Regions from separate parts of the Homo sapiens genome. Here regions 2 and 3 are each linked to region 1. A link is a contact called in ENCODE Hi-C or POLR2A ChIA-PET data. All regions are on one chromosome and are shown on one strand. The core of a region is the stretch at or near the end of the contact, and the rest is flanking DNA. Distances in the headings are between cores, read along the strand shown.

Evidence for each region. Hi-C counts contacts between places; a loop is a spot of excess contacts on that map. ChIA-PET counts read pairs that join two places held with the same protein, here RNA polymerase II (POLR2A). Pooled maps may share reads with other maps.
Region 2: a loop to region 1 is called in a pooled map, with 5 times the contacts of the local background. The contact joins the enhancer-like site here to the promoter of HNRNPA1 in region 1. A Hi-C loop is called at or near these places in 4 of 50 pooled maps. POLR2A ChIA-PET finds 5 or more read pairs at or near these places in 2 of 52 experiments (WTC11 and common myeloid progenitor, CD34-positive).
Region 3: a pooled map shows a loop between it and region 1 (32-fold over the local background). The contact joins the promoter of EIF4B here to the promoter of HNRNPA1 in region 1. A Hi-C loop is called at or near these places in 1 of 37 single-sample maps with no recorded cell type and 10 of 50 pooled maps. POLR2A ChIA-PET finds 5 or more read pairs at or near these places in 2 of 52 experiments (CD4-positive, alpha-beta memory T cell and activated B cell).

Annotation. Positions count from the first base shown.
Region 1 is chr12:54,278,540-54,283,642 of GRCh38, forward strand. HNRNPA1 (heterogeneous nuclear ribonucleoprotein A1) reads left to right here and starts at 2,187. Exons shown (of 11, transcript NM_031157.4): 1 at 2,187-2,283; 2 at 2,847-2,963; 3 at 3,256-3,402; 4 at 3,551-3,761; 5 at 3,855-3,947; 6 at 4,034-4,126; 7 at 4,261-4,335; 8 at 4,540-4,695. The coding sequence starts at 2,269. CBX5 (chromobox 5) reads right to left here and starts at 1,583. Exons shown (of 5, transcript NM_012117.3): 1 at 1,469-1,583. SCAT2 (S-phase cancer associated transcript 2) reads left to right here. Exons shown (of 2, transcript NR_157844.1): 2 at 113-524. RefSeq lists enhancers at 946-1,035, 1,188-1,947, 1,466-1,515, 1,806-1,895, 1,906-1,965 and 1 more and a cis regulatory region at 982-3,282.
Region 2 is chr12:55,736,562-55,741,664 of GRCh38, forward strand. No RefSeq gene overlaps it. Among named protein-coding and RNA genes, the nearest start is that of GDF11, 4.0 kb to the right of the region's middle. RefSeq lists an enhancer at 1,625-1,944. Within about 2 kb of position 1,955, at least 35 of the 41 ENCODE cell types and tissues checked have a DNase peak (open chromatin) inside an H3K27ac peak, as active enhancers do.
Region 3 is chr12:53,003,908-53,009,010 of GRCh38, forward strand. EIF4B (eukaryotic translation initiation factor 4B) reads left to right here and starts at 2,549. Exons shown (of 15, transcript NM_001417.7): 1 at 2,549-2,589. The coding sequence starts at 2,577. RefSeq lists enhancers at 1,920-2,663, 2,664-3,407.

The sequences.
Region 1 (5,103 bases), core at 937-3,436:
AGTTGATTTTCAGTATTTAAATATTTTCCCTTGATCCTGAATAAATTATTGAATAAAGCAGTAAGACTCTGATACAGCCAATGTTATCAAAATTTATTTATTTCTCCAAAAGATCCTGGAATAAGCAGAGTGGGCATTACCAAAAGGAGATAGACTGCATGTAAAACACACTTCGAAGGAAATCTAATTAAAAGGCAAGGAATAATCCAGGTGATGGATGAATCTTCTGTCCCCAGAACCCTAAATATTACCCTCTTTGTTTCTTTTTTATTCCAAAGTCAGATATCCTCAAAGGAACAGCAAAAAGAGGGACTTTAGGATATCTTCAATGGTGTAAAGAAAAGAAATATATGAAAGTTCCCGGGAGAAAGAGACTAAAATAAAAGCACTGGGCACATGGATTACATAAAACAGAAAAGGGGTTGTAAGTATGTGATTATGACTAGAAACACAAAACAATCGACTTCATTTTTTATTTAATTTTAATCACAAATTATTAACCTTGCAAAGTTTTAAACATTAAAGATCTAATCTGCCTCGATCCTACTGTGTCCCTAGGATTGACACTTTGGTGTGTAGCTTTCCAAAACTTTTCTGTGGACCTACAAACATATTTGTCAGTAGAAATATGCACTATCAGGAAGGAGATATTTCTTGAACGCCTTTCCATGACAGTACATAGAGATTTCTCCCATTCGTTCTAACATTTTAACAGTCTTCCTAAAGAAGCGACTTCTGAAAGTATTATTTAAAAACAAACAAACAAAAAAAAACAACTCCTGTTCCCCAAACCTCAAGTGGTGAGGGGGCGGGGGAAAAATGCTCAAGTCGAGGAATACAGGAGCAAACTTACGCTTTCAAGGAGGTGTATGGGACTGAGGCCTAAAGGCTTCGTTAGAGAAGTCATCGTGGATAAAACATCCACCCTCACACGCCATTACAGGCACCGACTCCCCTTCCTCACAACCCCAAATCGAAGACCTCCCTCTTTTGGAGAGCCGATTGGACGACTGGTCCCAGCGCTTTCCTTAGGCTGTCCGTCTACTGGTTCCAGATTCGTTCCATCCGTTTAACCGCCCGATCCCGCATTCCCCATTGGAGTCAAACCGCTGCCTCCTGGAGAAGCCCAACCTACCGCGCGCTTCCTGCTCACTGGCTCAGTGAGACGCTGCTCAGAAGGGGAAAACCCGTCTCCCACATTCCGATGGCCCAAGGGCCGATCAGTCGGCAGCTCAAGGCAGACCCAATTGGCCTATACACAAGCCAGTCAAAGTCTTCGGCTGCACAGCTCCAAAGAACCTACGGGGATTAAAACATCCCGCCCCCTGTTCTTCTATTGGTTGGCCCGACCCACCGCTGCCCCTTCACTATCCCCCCACCCCGCCGTCCATTCATTTCACACAATAACGGGCCCAAATGGAGTCAGTTCAAGACCTACTATGGGTAGATAAGACTGTCTGCCACTTACCCGGGATTGAGAGTGATCACTCACGCTAACGTCTGCCCTGTTCCTGTATGGTGAGGCCGCACCACAAGCCACCACCGCCGCCGCCTTCTGCGCAACGCCAACCGCCCGCCAAAACGGATCCTTCCCTGCGCCTGCGCAACCAATCCTGGGACCGGACCTTTTTTCTCCGCCCACTACGCATGCGCAAAGCTAGGACAAACTCCCGCCAACACGCAGGCGCCGTAGGTTCACTGCCTACTCCTGCCCGCCATTTCACGTGTTCTCAGAGGCAGGTGGAACTTCTTAATGCGCCTGCGCAAAACTCGCCATTTTACTACACGTGCGGTCAACAAGAGTTCATTGCAAAAAAATTGTTACCTCCTGGCTGCTTGTCTAATACATAGTGTTAATCATGCTTTGCCAAGCGACTTGACTGTAATATTTGCGCGTGGAAGATTAAAAAGATGTTAAACACCCAAGGTAGATTCAAATGTGAATGATTGGTCGGTTGGCCAATCAGACTGGTTAACAATAACATTACTCGGGAACCAATGGACTCCAAGGGGTGGAGACGGCGTAGAACGACCGAAGGAATGACGTTACACAGCAATGTGGCACCACAGGCCAATAGCAGGGGGAAGCGATTTCAAGTATCCAATCAGAGCTGTTCCAGGGCGGAGTCTACCAATGCCGAAAGCGAGGAGGCGGGGTAAAAAAGAGAGGGCGAAGGTAGGCTGGCAGATACGTTCGTCAGCTTGCTCCTTTCTGCCCGTGGACGCCGCCGAAGAAGCATCGTTAAAGTCTCTCTTCACCCTGCCGTCATGTCTAAGTCAGAGGTGAGTTAGGCGCGCTTTCCCACTTGAATTTTTTCCTCTCCCTTTCCTGAATCGGTAAGATGCTGCTGGGTTTCGTTCCTTGCACCAGCCCATTCTACAGTTCCTTCGGTCGCTGCCACGGCCTACCCCTCCCAAAGTTCAAGTCGCCATTTTGTCCTCTTGATCGCCATGAGGCCGCTCTCCGCCAACCATGAGTTATCATGCGGGACTCGTTACTCGTAGCAAAATTCTTAGGCACACAGGATCTTTGTCTTTTTTTAAACCTTGCCTTGGTGAGCGAGTTTTCTAAAGAGCGATTAGTCCCATTGTGGAGATGCACCCCTACCGCCCAAGCCTTTGTTGCGCGTGCGTCGGAAGGCGACTAGGGACGCATGCGCTTGCGATTTCCTAGCACTCCCAACTCCAGCATACGGCCTCCCTTGATAGGCAGAAGCACGTGTCTTGTTGCGACCTGAACGAACAATAAGTGCTAGGTACACAGTTGGTGTCTAGTTTTTCTTTTCCTCGATGGAAATTGTTTCGTGTTGTAGCCCATTTAACACTTCCCCCTCCCCCCACTCTAGTCTCCTAAAGAGCCCGAACAGCTGAGGAAGCTCTTCATTGGAGGGTTGAGCTTTGAAACAACTGATGAGAGCCTGAGGAGCCATTTTGAGCAATGGGGAACGCTCACGGACTGTGTGGTAAGATTTGGAAGGGACAAAGCAGTAAAACAGCCGATTTCCTTGGCTTATCTTGGTGCAGTCTTCTCCGAATGCTTATGAAAGTAGTTAATAGCATTATAGTTAGAGCTTTGTTGGCAAAGGAACGTCCTGCTTTGATTTTAAAAGCTACCTCTTAAATCTAGGGTAGTGGGAAACTGGACGACTTTTTATAAAAGGCTGGTGTAAAGTTTCCTATTGCCCTATTCAAAGTTAAAATGACAAAAGCTTTTGCGGTCAGACTTTGTGTTACATAAATTAACACTGTTCTCAGGTAATGAGAGATCCAAACACCAAGCGCTCCAGGGGCTTTGGGTTTGTCACATATGCCACTGTGGAGGAGGTGGATGCAGCTATGAATGCAAGGCCACACAAGGTGGATGGAAGAGTTGTGGAACCAAAGAGAGCTGTCTCCAGAGAAGTGAGTGGGTTTTTTTTCTTCTTCTTCTTAAACTTACTTGGATATGTGCTGCTATGGACTTAAGATTCGGGAGTTTTCTAAACTTACCAAAATTTTTTATTCGAGTATAGGCTTTGCTAATCTAAACCTATGGTTTTTCTCCTATTAGGATTCTCAAAGACCAGGTGCCCACTTAACTGTGAAAAAGATATTTGTTGGTGGCATTAAAGAAGACACTGAAGAACATCACCTAAGAGATTATTTTGAACAGTATGGAAAAATTGAAGTGATTGAAATCATGACTGACCGAGGCAGTGGCAAGAAAAGGGGCTTTGCCTTTGTAACCTTTGACGACCATGACTCCGTGGATAAGATTGTCAGTAAGTATCAGATAGTGGCATTTAGTAAGGGTTCCACAATCTGTATGGCATTCTAAACCCTGATACCATGTTGTATCTATGTTTTTTTTTTAGTTCAGAAATACCATACTGTGAATGGCCACAACTGTGAAGTTAGAAAAGCCCTGTCAAAGCAAGAGATGGCTAGTGCTTCATCCAGCCAAAGAGGTATGCTTGTTGCTTAATTAAACCTTAAAGGTAACTTTGAGTTACTCCAGTATGAATGATTTAATGCTTAAACTTCATGTCTTAAGGTCGAAGTGGTTCTGGAAACTTTGGTGGTGGTCGTGGAGGTGGTTTCGGTGGGAATGACAACTTCGGTCGTGGAGGAAACTTCAGTGGTCGTGGTATGTATGGTTTATCTACATGTAGTTCTGACTTCTCACCATCTTTGCTATGAAGATTTTACAGTACGGGAACTGCATTCAGAATGTCACTTTAAGTCCAAGTCATACTTAAAACTTGAAACTTTTTCTTACAGGTGGCTTTGGTGGCAGCCGTGGTGGTGGTGGATATGGTGGCAGTGGGGATGGCTATAATGGATTTGGTAATGATGGTAAGTTTTTTAGGAATAAGTAGAGAAAAATTCCTGGCAACCTGGATCTTTAGAATAGGTTAGTAGAGACTAAAATTCTGGTGCATGTCAAACTCAACTTTGCCCATAACACGCATGCTGTGAGCAGGCCTTCAGCCGTTACACTTGCACAAGTTTTCATTGTCAAATACTTTTGTCTTATTGAGAAGAATTGTATTCTTGTAGGTGGTTATGGAGGAGGCGGCCCTGGTTACTCTGGAGGAAGCAGAGGCTATGGAAGTGGTGGACAGGGTTATGGAAACCAGGGCAGTGGCTATGGCGGGAGTGGCAGCTATGACAGCTATAACAACGGAGGCGGAGGCGGCTTTGGCGGTGGTAGTGGTAGGTATCCAGTGATCCAAGTACTTGGTGTGACAGCTAGATTAGCCTTTTAGAGCTTGGGTTCTGGTGCTGTTGAAGCATTGTGTGGTACACTGCATGGTATATTAAAAACAAATGGGCTTGCTATGCTACCTCCTCCTAGCTTTAAGCTGGGGCCGCCTCACTCCCAAATAGTAGAGATAAGTGGATAGTGTTGTCTTTGAGTTAGATTAGTATCATAGAAGGATTTAGTATTTTAACTCCTTTGGGACCTTAGGCGCTTAGTTGATGTATCCAAGATACTTCTGCTTGCTGTGGCCCTGGATCCGTGAAGGCCTTCAAGGCTGAAGGGTATGCTTGTGCCACTCTGAAAATCTCTTTATTTTATGTCATGGTGAGTTAGGCCAGTTTTCTTTGTATTACTGGATT
Region 2 (5,103 bases), core at 705-3,204, 1.5 Mb after region 1:
GGATGGAACAGAGATAAACATAGGAGAAATGACAAAGAGGTGATGCTGGGACTGGGTGGTTATCTCAGGTTTCTGTTCCTTGGGACTAAAAGGCCAAGAGGCCTAGGCAGGGGCTCAGGAAAAATTCATTCATGTATTAATCCATGTATGGGGAGCCTAAACATGGAGATAAGTAAGACATGTCCCTGCCTTCAGGGTGCTTACAACCTTATAGGCACAGACAAAAAATACAGTGTGGTGAGAGGGCTATGACAAAGAGAACCCCTGGGTTCTGGAAGCTGCCTAGCACAGGCTGGGGGATGCAGTGGGGCAGCAGAGGACCTGAGATACCTGCCAAAGAAGAAGGGCCTGTGGCAGACTCACCCAGGCTGTTCTCAAATTTGTTGGGTTGTTCCCCATGGATGTGGTCTTGCAGCCCAGGGAACTAGGGGTGAGGAGTGCTGGCACCCCTCGGTAGAGCCCAGACCAGTTTCTCCTGCCCTCACCAATTTCAGGCTCCCATTCCCAGATCCCAGCCAGACCCGCTGGTCGTCCTGACACCCTCACCGTTCACACACACACACATGCCCCTCATCTGACAACTTTGACCTTCACTACCCTCTGCTTTCTCCTTCATTCCCTCTGGAGAGAGAATTCCCTCTGAACACTCCTGCAGTTCCCCCCTGCTTCCCAACAGCTCCCTCACCTGGCAGCCCAGGTACTGCTTTGTCGCCTCCTGGATCAGCCCATCTGCCAGCATTTTAAGGTCCTTGGAGAAGCTGACATTGCACTTAGACCCGTTCTTTTCCTGGAGCAGCAGCTGGAATAGTGGTGCCTCCTGCTGGCAGCATTGGCCACTGCCAGAAACAGGGCCTGTAATGAGGACCCACCATGGGCCCAGAGAGGGAGCAGTAGGTGAGAACTCAGGGAAGAGGTGGGGACCCCAGGGAGGCCAAGAATGAAGATAAGCAGCAGCTTGCACCCAGTGGAGTTGTAGAGCTGGCCTGCCATGAGGAGAGAGGGGACAGATTGGGGATAAGCAGGAGGGAGGCCAGAGGCAAAGGAAGACATAACCCCAAATGATTCTTAGAGTCCCCCAGTTGTATCCTGCCACACTGCCCCCCACCCCAAACGCAAACTCTTTGGCCCCCTTCTCCCAACTCCCAACTTCTCTTAGAGGGCCTTGGGGCTAAAGAGGTTAACAAGACTGCCAAGTGATCCCGGCAAGATAATTATAGGATTTAGAAGGTGGTGTGGGAGAGGACAGTAATTACAGTGACATCCTCTCTGGAGCTGCAGGATTTGTGGGCAGAGGACTGGAAGGGGTCCACTCTACTAACACACCACCCCCTAGCCCAGAATAGCCTCCCCACTCCCCCAGAGGCACATGCAGGGAGAGCAGGAGAGCCGGGGAGTAAGCCTCTCCCCTCTGCTACATCTCAACGAGATGTAGCCCCTCCCCTCCTTAGAAAGCCCTGCAGTGCCAAAGAATGAGTCCACTGACCCTCAAAATAGAAACTTTAGGAGAAAAAAGGAAGAAGAGATAGGATTAGGGATCCTCCCTAGGGAGGGGAGAAAAATAGCTACTCCCCACTGAGCCTAGCTCTGATAGACAAGGCAGTTTGGGTGTGGAGGTGGCCATTGTGGTGAAGGTGCAGGGTGGCGGGAGTCCCCCCTTACAGGGTTCCCTTACAATGGTTCCCCTGTTCTGGCAGCAGCACTTCTGATCATGGTCCAGGCAACTCTGGCCTCAGACCCCGGTGACAGGCTCCAGGGAGCTGCAGCTCTTCCTGAGGATATAGCAGACCATCTACCCAAGCACCTCTCTCTCTAGCAGGTCTTGAAACCTCATACCCTCCCCCGGAACACAGCCTCCTTCTCTCCCGGCAGCTCATACATTTTAAGCCTAAATGCCTCCCTTAGGCTGCGACCCACATTTGCTATGAACCAGTCAGGACCTTGAAGAAGGCGGGCCTGAAGGTTGCCTGGGTAACTCTGGGAGAGGGGCACCCTTGGCAGGAAGACAGTTGCCAGGGAGACTAGGACAGTGGGCGGGGCCCCAAACCTAAGCATGTACTAGGATAAGGAAAGATCTAATGTCCAGATCCCCCCGAACTTATTTTCCGTAAAGCCACCAGTGCCCCATTTTTAGGGAGTCTGGGGCAGCTGGAGTTCTGAAGCTCCTAAAAGAAACCTCCCAGGGGTTAATTCCTGAAACTCAGGGGATCCCAACAGGACCAAACCTGAGGGAACTCAAGGAAATAGGCAAGATCTGGGAGGCGCTGGGGAAAGGACAAGGCTTAATGCATTATGATATGGAACTTTTCGAACTAAAATTCTAAAATGAAAATGTACAACGTATGCAAAAATAAAACCCTTAAGCCGTGCTTTCAGTTCCACCTCCGAGGAGCTGATATTCCAGATTCTACCATCAGATGGCAGTCTTGTCCACTTATTGGATTAAGTTTAGTCTTGGAAACTGAGGAGGCTATCAGGAGATAGAAAACCTTTCTGTCTCAAATGTTCCTGACTCCAATTCCCTGTATTTGGCAGATACCAATAACCCCTCATATATACAAATACACTGTCTTCTTTCCCCCACCCAACTCTTATCAAGTTCACTTAGCAGGCCTCATTCATTCTTTATTCAAAGCTGTTAAGGAATACTTTGGTGAAAAAGTTCCTGCTCTCTCTGGTCTCCCAAGGTGAGCGTTGTAAGTTGGGGTAACAGTAATAACTAATGCATTTAGAACAGTTTTTCAGACATTTAATCTTCATAACCTTATGAAATAGGTACAATATTGTTATCCTTGGCCAGGTACAGTGGCTCACGCCTGTAATCCCAGCAATTCGGGAGGCAAGGCGGGTGGATCACTTGAGGTCAGGAGTTCAAGACCAGCCTGGCCAACATGGTGAAACCCTGTCTCTACTAAAAATACAAAAATTAGCCAGGCTTGGTGGCGCGTGCCTGTAATCCCAGCTATTCGGGCGGCTGAGGATAGGAGAATCGCTTGAACCTGGGAAGTGGAGGTTGCAGTGAGCCGAGATCTCGCCACTGTACTTCAACCTGGGCGACAAAGCAAGACTCCGTCTCTCTCTCTCTCTATATATATATATAATTATTCCCATCTTACAGGTGAGGAATCTGAGGTATAAAGAGGTTTAATAACTTGTCCAAGTTTACACAACCAGAAAAGGGAGAGAGCTGGGACTTGAACCCAGCCAGCCTACTTCTAGTCTAGAAGCTAGGCGATTATCTCCATACCTCACAGAATGGTGCAGATATATCTGGGAGAAGCAACTACTCTAGACCCGAAGTCAGGAAGGGATTCTTGGATGGGATCTATGCTGAGACCTGAAGAAAGAGTAAACTTGGCCAAGAGATTGGTGGGTGGAAGAGAGTGGAAGTAGTAGGGGGAATTGTTCTAGGAAGAAGAAACAACCTGTGCAAAGATTCAGAAATGGTCAAGAGGACAAGGGTGAAACAAGACATTCAGATTTCTAGCCTGGATGATTGTCATTCACTAAAATGAAAAGCTGCAGGATGGGACACATTTTAGGGAGAAAGAAGGGGTTCTCTAACCTGTGATATTTGAAGTGCCATGAAACATCCAGATTGAGATATGCAGGAGGCATCTGGCCTAGAGTTCTGGCTGGTCCTGTTTACTTAATGTCTTCTTTTCTTTTCTTTTCTTTTCTTTTCTTTTCTTTTTCTTTTCTTCTTTTCTTTTCTTTCTTCCTTCCTTCTTTTTTTTTTTTTTTTTTTTTTGTTTGACAGAGTCTTGCTCTGTCGCCCAGGCTGGAGTGCAGTGGCATGATCTTGGCTCACTGCAACCTCCGCCTTCCAGGTTCAAGTGATTCTCCCATCTCAACCTCCTGAGTAGATGGGACTACAGGCGCATATCACCATGCCCAGCTAATTTTTGTATTTTCAGTAGAGACGGGGTTTCACCATGTTGGCCAGGCTGGTCTCGAACTCCTGACCTCAGGTGATCCACCCACCGTGGCCTCCCGAAGTATTGGGATTACAGGCGTGAGCCACCGCGCCCGGCCTACCTAGTGTCTTTTCTAGTTTATATGTTCTCTGAGGAAAGGAGCTGAGTCTTACTTACTTTTGCATCTCATTTATCTTTGTACCTGCCACTAGATACATGTTTGGTGAGGAAGTGAAGCCTGTACTACCTTCTCTAAGGGAGAAGAAGGAGGTGACACCAACTTTGCTCTCACAGCCTTTCCAATTTTGCTGAAGAAATGACAGAGAAACATTTTAGAAAATAGGATATGCCAGAATATGTGCTAAAGGCAATCGCTGCTCTGGAAAATCAGAAAGGAAAGGAAGAATCATGAAGGAGAAGAAGCCCATGAAGGCCACTATTGATTGCTTATATGTAATCCCCACAACCAGTTAAGGGTAGGAATTGTGGCCCCATATTATAGATTAAGAAACTTGATGAAATGCTGAAATGCCCATGTCTTGGTTGAAAGCAAGGGAGGGAACAAGCTAAGTTTTTGTTCCAGTCTGTTTTGTTTTCAGTTTCTGTTACCCATGGAAATGGATTGTCTCTTCAAAGCTCCCCAGCTTGGTCCTCCTAACCCCTACCCAACCTCCTCCCCTCATACCTGGATCCCCAGTTTCTTCCCTTATTTTACTCCAGTTCCTCAACCCAACTCTATCCTTATGTCTGGTGCTCCTGATGCCTATGCCAAGCCAACTTTAAGATATGTTATTGGGCTTTAATTCCAGAGAGGAAACCAATGCCCCTCTATTCTGAGAAGCCCAATAATAAAGTTCATCCATTTATTAAATAAACATTGTGAATGCCAGGAAATTAGCAAGACCTGATTCCTTCAAACATTTTCTTTTCTTTTCTTTTTTTTTTTTTTTTGAGACGGAGTCTCACTCTGTCGCCCAGGCTGGGGTGCAATGGCGCGATCTCGGCTCACTGCAAGCTCCGCCTCCCAGGTTCACGCCATTCTCCTGCCTCAGCCTCCCCAGCAGCTAGGACTACAGGCACCCGCCACCACGCCCGGCTAATTTTTTGTATTTTTAGTAGAGACAGGGTTTCACCGTGTTAGCCAGGATGGTCTCGATCTCCTGACCTCGTGATCCGCCCACCTCGGCCT
Region 3 (5,103 bases), core at 1,299-3,798, 1.3 Mb before region 1:
AGAATGGCGTGAATCCGGGAGGCGGAGCTTGCAGTGAGCCGAGATCGCGCCACTGCACTCTAGCCTGGGCGCCAGAGCGAGACTCCGTATCAAAAAAAAAAAAAAAAAAGAAAAGAAAAAGGAATAAAAGAATGGCTACTCCATAGGCAGAGAGCAGCAGCATGGGCTGCTTGACTAAGAATACTTACCGTTATTTCTTGATTATATGGGAAACACGGGGTGGATTATTCATGTTTTCCCTGGAAAGAGGAGGGCGATTCCCGAACTGAGGGTTCCTCCCCCTTCCTCACATTGCCATGGCATCTGTAAACTGTCATGTCCTGGTGGGAGTATCTTTTACCATGCTAACGAATTATATTTAGCATATAATAAGCAGTGAGGAGAGGTCAATTTAGTCGCCATCTTGGTTTTGATGGGATTTGGCTGGCTTCTTTACTGCATGCTGTTTTATGAGCAAGGTCTTTGTGACCTATAACTTGTGTTGACCTCCTGTCTCATCCTGTGATTAAGAATGCCTAACATTCTGGGAATGCAGCCCAGTAGGTCTCAGACTTATTTTACCCAGCCCTATTCAAGGAGTTGCTCCGGTTCAAACACCTCTGACAATTGCACTCTCCATTCAGTAGCCTGAGTAATCTCTTTTTTTCTAATTAACGCGTGACTTACATAAAGTACACAAATCTTAAGTATTCACAAATCTTAAGTATACGAATTCTAGATATACACCCATGTAACCACCACTCACATCAGGATACTAAGTAATCCTTTTTAAAATTTTATTTCAACTCATGACATTTCTCTGCCTTAAATCATTCCACACTTTCCCAATCCCCTCACATGATCAGCCTCACATGATCCAGCCCCTCTCTCTCAAGATTCATCCTGTACCACTCCTCCCTCCCCTGCCCTCACCATATTGCAGCAAACCCAACTGCGCATCCTGTCTTCTCCTAAACCTCTTCAGAAGACATTCCCAGGGATGGCAGCTTGTAATTTAGACCTCTGTCTGAATGTCACTTCCTCAGAGGTCTACTCTGACAGGCAATCTAAAGTTGCACCTAATAACTTATTACACCACCTTGTTTTAATTACTCACAGAATACTTGTTGTAATATTTTATTAGTTGCTTATTATCTGTCCTTCCCCCACTAGAATATAACCTCTTTTGGGACAGTTCTATTCCATGTTGTACCCGCAAGTGTCTGTGCCTGGCACACGGTGGGAAACAAAAATTTTCATTTAATGAATGAAATGGAACATCAGCTAGGGGAAGCATGAATAGCCCTAGTCTCAGAAATCCTAAAGGCCTAAGTTGGACTAAACCTAGTCAGCAAATTGGACCATTAAATGAGGTAAAAGCCCATGACAATTAAGTGTTCAGCATTTGTTACCTTCTTATTCCGTCTAAATATGCCTCATTAAAACCATTCTTACACAAGACGTTCGATTTGTTTTGCCTTTACAAAAAGTAATTTGAAAACAAACAGTGGTTGATGCCTGTAATCCCGGCACTGTGGGAGGCCTCGGAGGGAGGAATGCTTGAGTCCAGGAGTTCGAGACCAGCCCAGGCGACACAGGGAGACACACCGCCCCCCCCAAGCCCGCCACTCTGTCTCCACACAAAGACTTTTTTTTAATTAGCTGGTCCTGGAGGCACTCGCCTGTGGTCCCAGCTACTCAGGAGGCTGAGGTGGAAGAACTGCTTGAGCCCCGGAGGTTGAGGCTGCAGTGAGCCGAGATCGCGCCACTGCACTCCAGCTTGGGAGACAGGGCGAGACCCCGTCTCAAAAAATAAAAATAAATAAAAATAAAATCAGTGATTTCTGATGTGGCTTTTAAAAACTAGGCCGGGCGCGGTGGCTCACGCCTATAATCCAGCACTTTGGGAGGCCGAGGCGGGTGGATAGCCTGAGACCAGGAGTTCAAGACCAGCATGGCCAATATGGTGAAATATCCCGTTTCTACTAAAAATACAAAAAACTAGCAGCGAATGGTGGTGGGCGCCTGTAATCCCAGCTACTCCAGAGGCTGAGGCAGGTGAATCGCCTGAACCCGAGAGGCGGGGGTTGCAATGAGCCGAGGTCGCGCACGCCATTGCACTCCAGCCCGGACAACAGGAGCGAAACTCCGTCTCAAAAAAGTACATTAAACTCAGAATCTTCCCTTTCAGCACATCCATTTCGCCACACCCATCACCGGCTCCGTGCAGAGTAAGCAGAAGCAGCAGCGAAGCCCCGCCCTTCCCGCCACTCTTCCGGCAGGAAGTCTGTGCGTCAGGAGGCCGGCCAGGACTCAGCTCCAGCCCCGCGCTCGCGTGTAGCCCTACGTAAAGCGTGAGGGGTTTCGCGACAACCCAGGCCCCGCCCCTTTGGCCACATGTCGCGCATGTCTTCCCGTCGGACGGCGTGCCACCTCGCCGCGCAGCTTTACGAACCTAGAGCAGCGCCGCCCCGCCTCCTGTCTCCGTCCTCACCTCCCCGCCCCCTCCCAGCTTCGCGTCTCCTAGCTCGACGCGCCCGCTATAATCACGTGATTGCCTCATCCGGGTCTTTTGCGTTCTCTTTCCCTCTCCCAACATGGCGGCCTCAGGTGAGCGAGCAGCCGAGCGCGGCCAAGGACTGGGCTCTGAAACCCCCCTCCGAGCGTGATCCACTGATTTCCTGAAGTCGGGGAATTGCTGGCACTGGTTCCTTTCTGAATTGAGGGCTGCGGCAGGCTGGCGGCGTGGCCCTGTTAGGTTACTGCCTCTGGATGTTTGGGGGGGAGGGGAAGGACACCTTCCCCTCCCCCTCACACTCTTTTCACCCTTTCTGCGCGAGATTGGAATAGGCAGTAATGGTAGACTCTGGCTTGAATTGGGGAAGGAGGCGCAGAAAGGTGTGCGGGTGGTGCGAGGCCTTTTCGTAGACGTGAATCACCGTGCCCGCGTGAAGGCGTGGAGGAAGGAAGGAGGCGGTTGCTGCGCGGACGAGTGCACATTAGACTACGTCTCCAAGGCGCGAGGCTGTAGCGGACCGGAGTGGGGGGTAGGGGAGTAAGTGTGGTGGGGGGGAGCAGTTGGAACGCGAGCGCGAGTTGGTGGAGGGGCGGGGGAAGGCAGCGGTGCGCGTGCGCGGTAGGAGACACGAGGGTAGTAGAGACGGGCGCGCCTTCAATGCGTGCGCTAGAACCCAGATGGGAAGCTTTTTAACGCGCCTGTGTTGCGCACTTATGTCCTTTTAGGTTGTCTCTTCCCTTTCTAGAGTGTGGGCCCTGTGCCTGTATTCTTCTAAGGGTGTGTGTGTTAGCCTTGGAGGTTGGTGCTATTGGCGTTAGATGGGGGTGGGGAATCCAGTTAGGTGCGCCCACGTGTTGGAGAAGCACCGGTGTGCACCTAGATTTCCTTCTAGGCTTTTTTCTCATACTCAATTGGAGGCATTTTTTACTCAGCGCAGCTATATGCCAGGATCAGGTTTCGCTTCCGGCGCTTCCATGTTGGTTGAATTTGGATAGCTCCAATGGTAGATTTCAGCCTTTTTTTTTTTTTTTTTTTTTTTTTTTTAAGGTAACTGTGCAACTACCAGCAGGTACTTTTAAAATAGTGCTTACTAATGGCTGGAGTTGCTTACTTCTTTAGACAACCTTGGAGGGGAGTATCAGTGCCTTGCAAGTCTAATTACATTTCTAATGGGCTTATAAAAGCAGTGATGACCCAACATCTTGTAGCATTGATTTTAGTTTGAGGAATATAGTTTGTTTTCTCTGGCATGACCTTGCATTCTTCAAAACATTATTTGAACTTCTATCTCTGGGTGCTCATTTCTTACCTAGTAATTCATCGTCTCTATTACAAAGAAGCTAAGGGTTTTGGTTGGCTTTGGAAAATGTTGAGAAATTTGAGGTGCATTTGAACATCTTTCATTGGTGTAACGCTTGACAGTTGACCAAGCACTTTTGTGCATGTTGTCTCCTTCCATCCTGAGGTACTGCAGAGAGCTAGTGGTATTTCTCAGCTAAGGAATATTATTTAAGGCCACACTGCTCTCAGCTGGCAGAGCAAGGTCATAATCTTTGAGACTCCTTAGCAACTTAAAAGTATCAAGGTGTCATCATCAGTTTAGGACGCTGCCCGAAAGCATCTGAAGTTTACAAAAATGTTCATATTTTTTTCTCCAGTGGGCTAGTAAAAGTCCTAAATATATTTTAAACTAACCATTGCTTAAAGTACTTACTTGGTCTGGATTTGCCACCTTAACAGTTTAGTATCGTAATTTAGTGAAGAAAATCTGTGTTTTCTTAACTTTTGTGTAATTTTTAGAGGCGGAACATAGGACAGCAATTCATGTCCTTCGTTTTACCGAGTTGAGGGAAATCCAGACTGATAAAAGGGATTTACTCTGACGTCCCATTCTCTTGTTCTTCCATATTTACTCTACCCCCTTGAAAACCCTCATCTCCTTTAATTCACTTCAGTAAATCTTTTTAGCTGGTACTGGTATCTGAGCACAAGTCACATCTTTCAGTCTGTTCTTGAGGAATCTGGGGTTTATCGGATTGTTTCCCCGCTCCTCTTTCCAGTCACACTGGCTTTGTGAAGTAACCAGTATTCCCTGATGTGGGAAATGGATGTTATGTGTTCTGTGTGAAAATACATAAAACAACTTCATACGCCTCTTTTACTGTTAAATGAGACCAAAAAATTCTTTGCAGCAATACCAGTTTCCAGTGTGATCCATTATTGACCTTCAAGAACTAAGGTAGGTCTCAGAACTAACTATAGAATGAGGATAGTTTGAATTCCTAGAAACTTGATACATTGAGCCAGTACACTTAATTCCTTGCTTTGCTTCTTAAAAAGAATTCTTAAAGGCCGGGCGCGGTGGCTCACGCCTGTAATCCCAGCACTTCGGGAGGTCGAGGCGGGCGGATCACTAGGTCAGGAGTTGGAGACCAACCTGACCAACATGGTGAAACTCTGTCTCTACTAAAAATACAAAAATTAGCTGGGCGTGGTGTCGCGTGCTTGTAATCCCAGCTACTCCGGAGGCTGAGGCAGGAGAATCGCTTCAATCTGGGAGGGGGAGATTGCAGTGAACCGAGATTGTGCCATTGCACTCCAGCCTG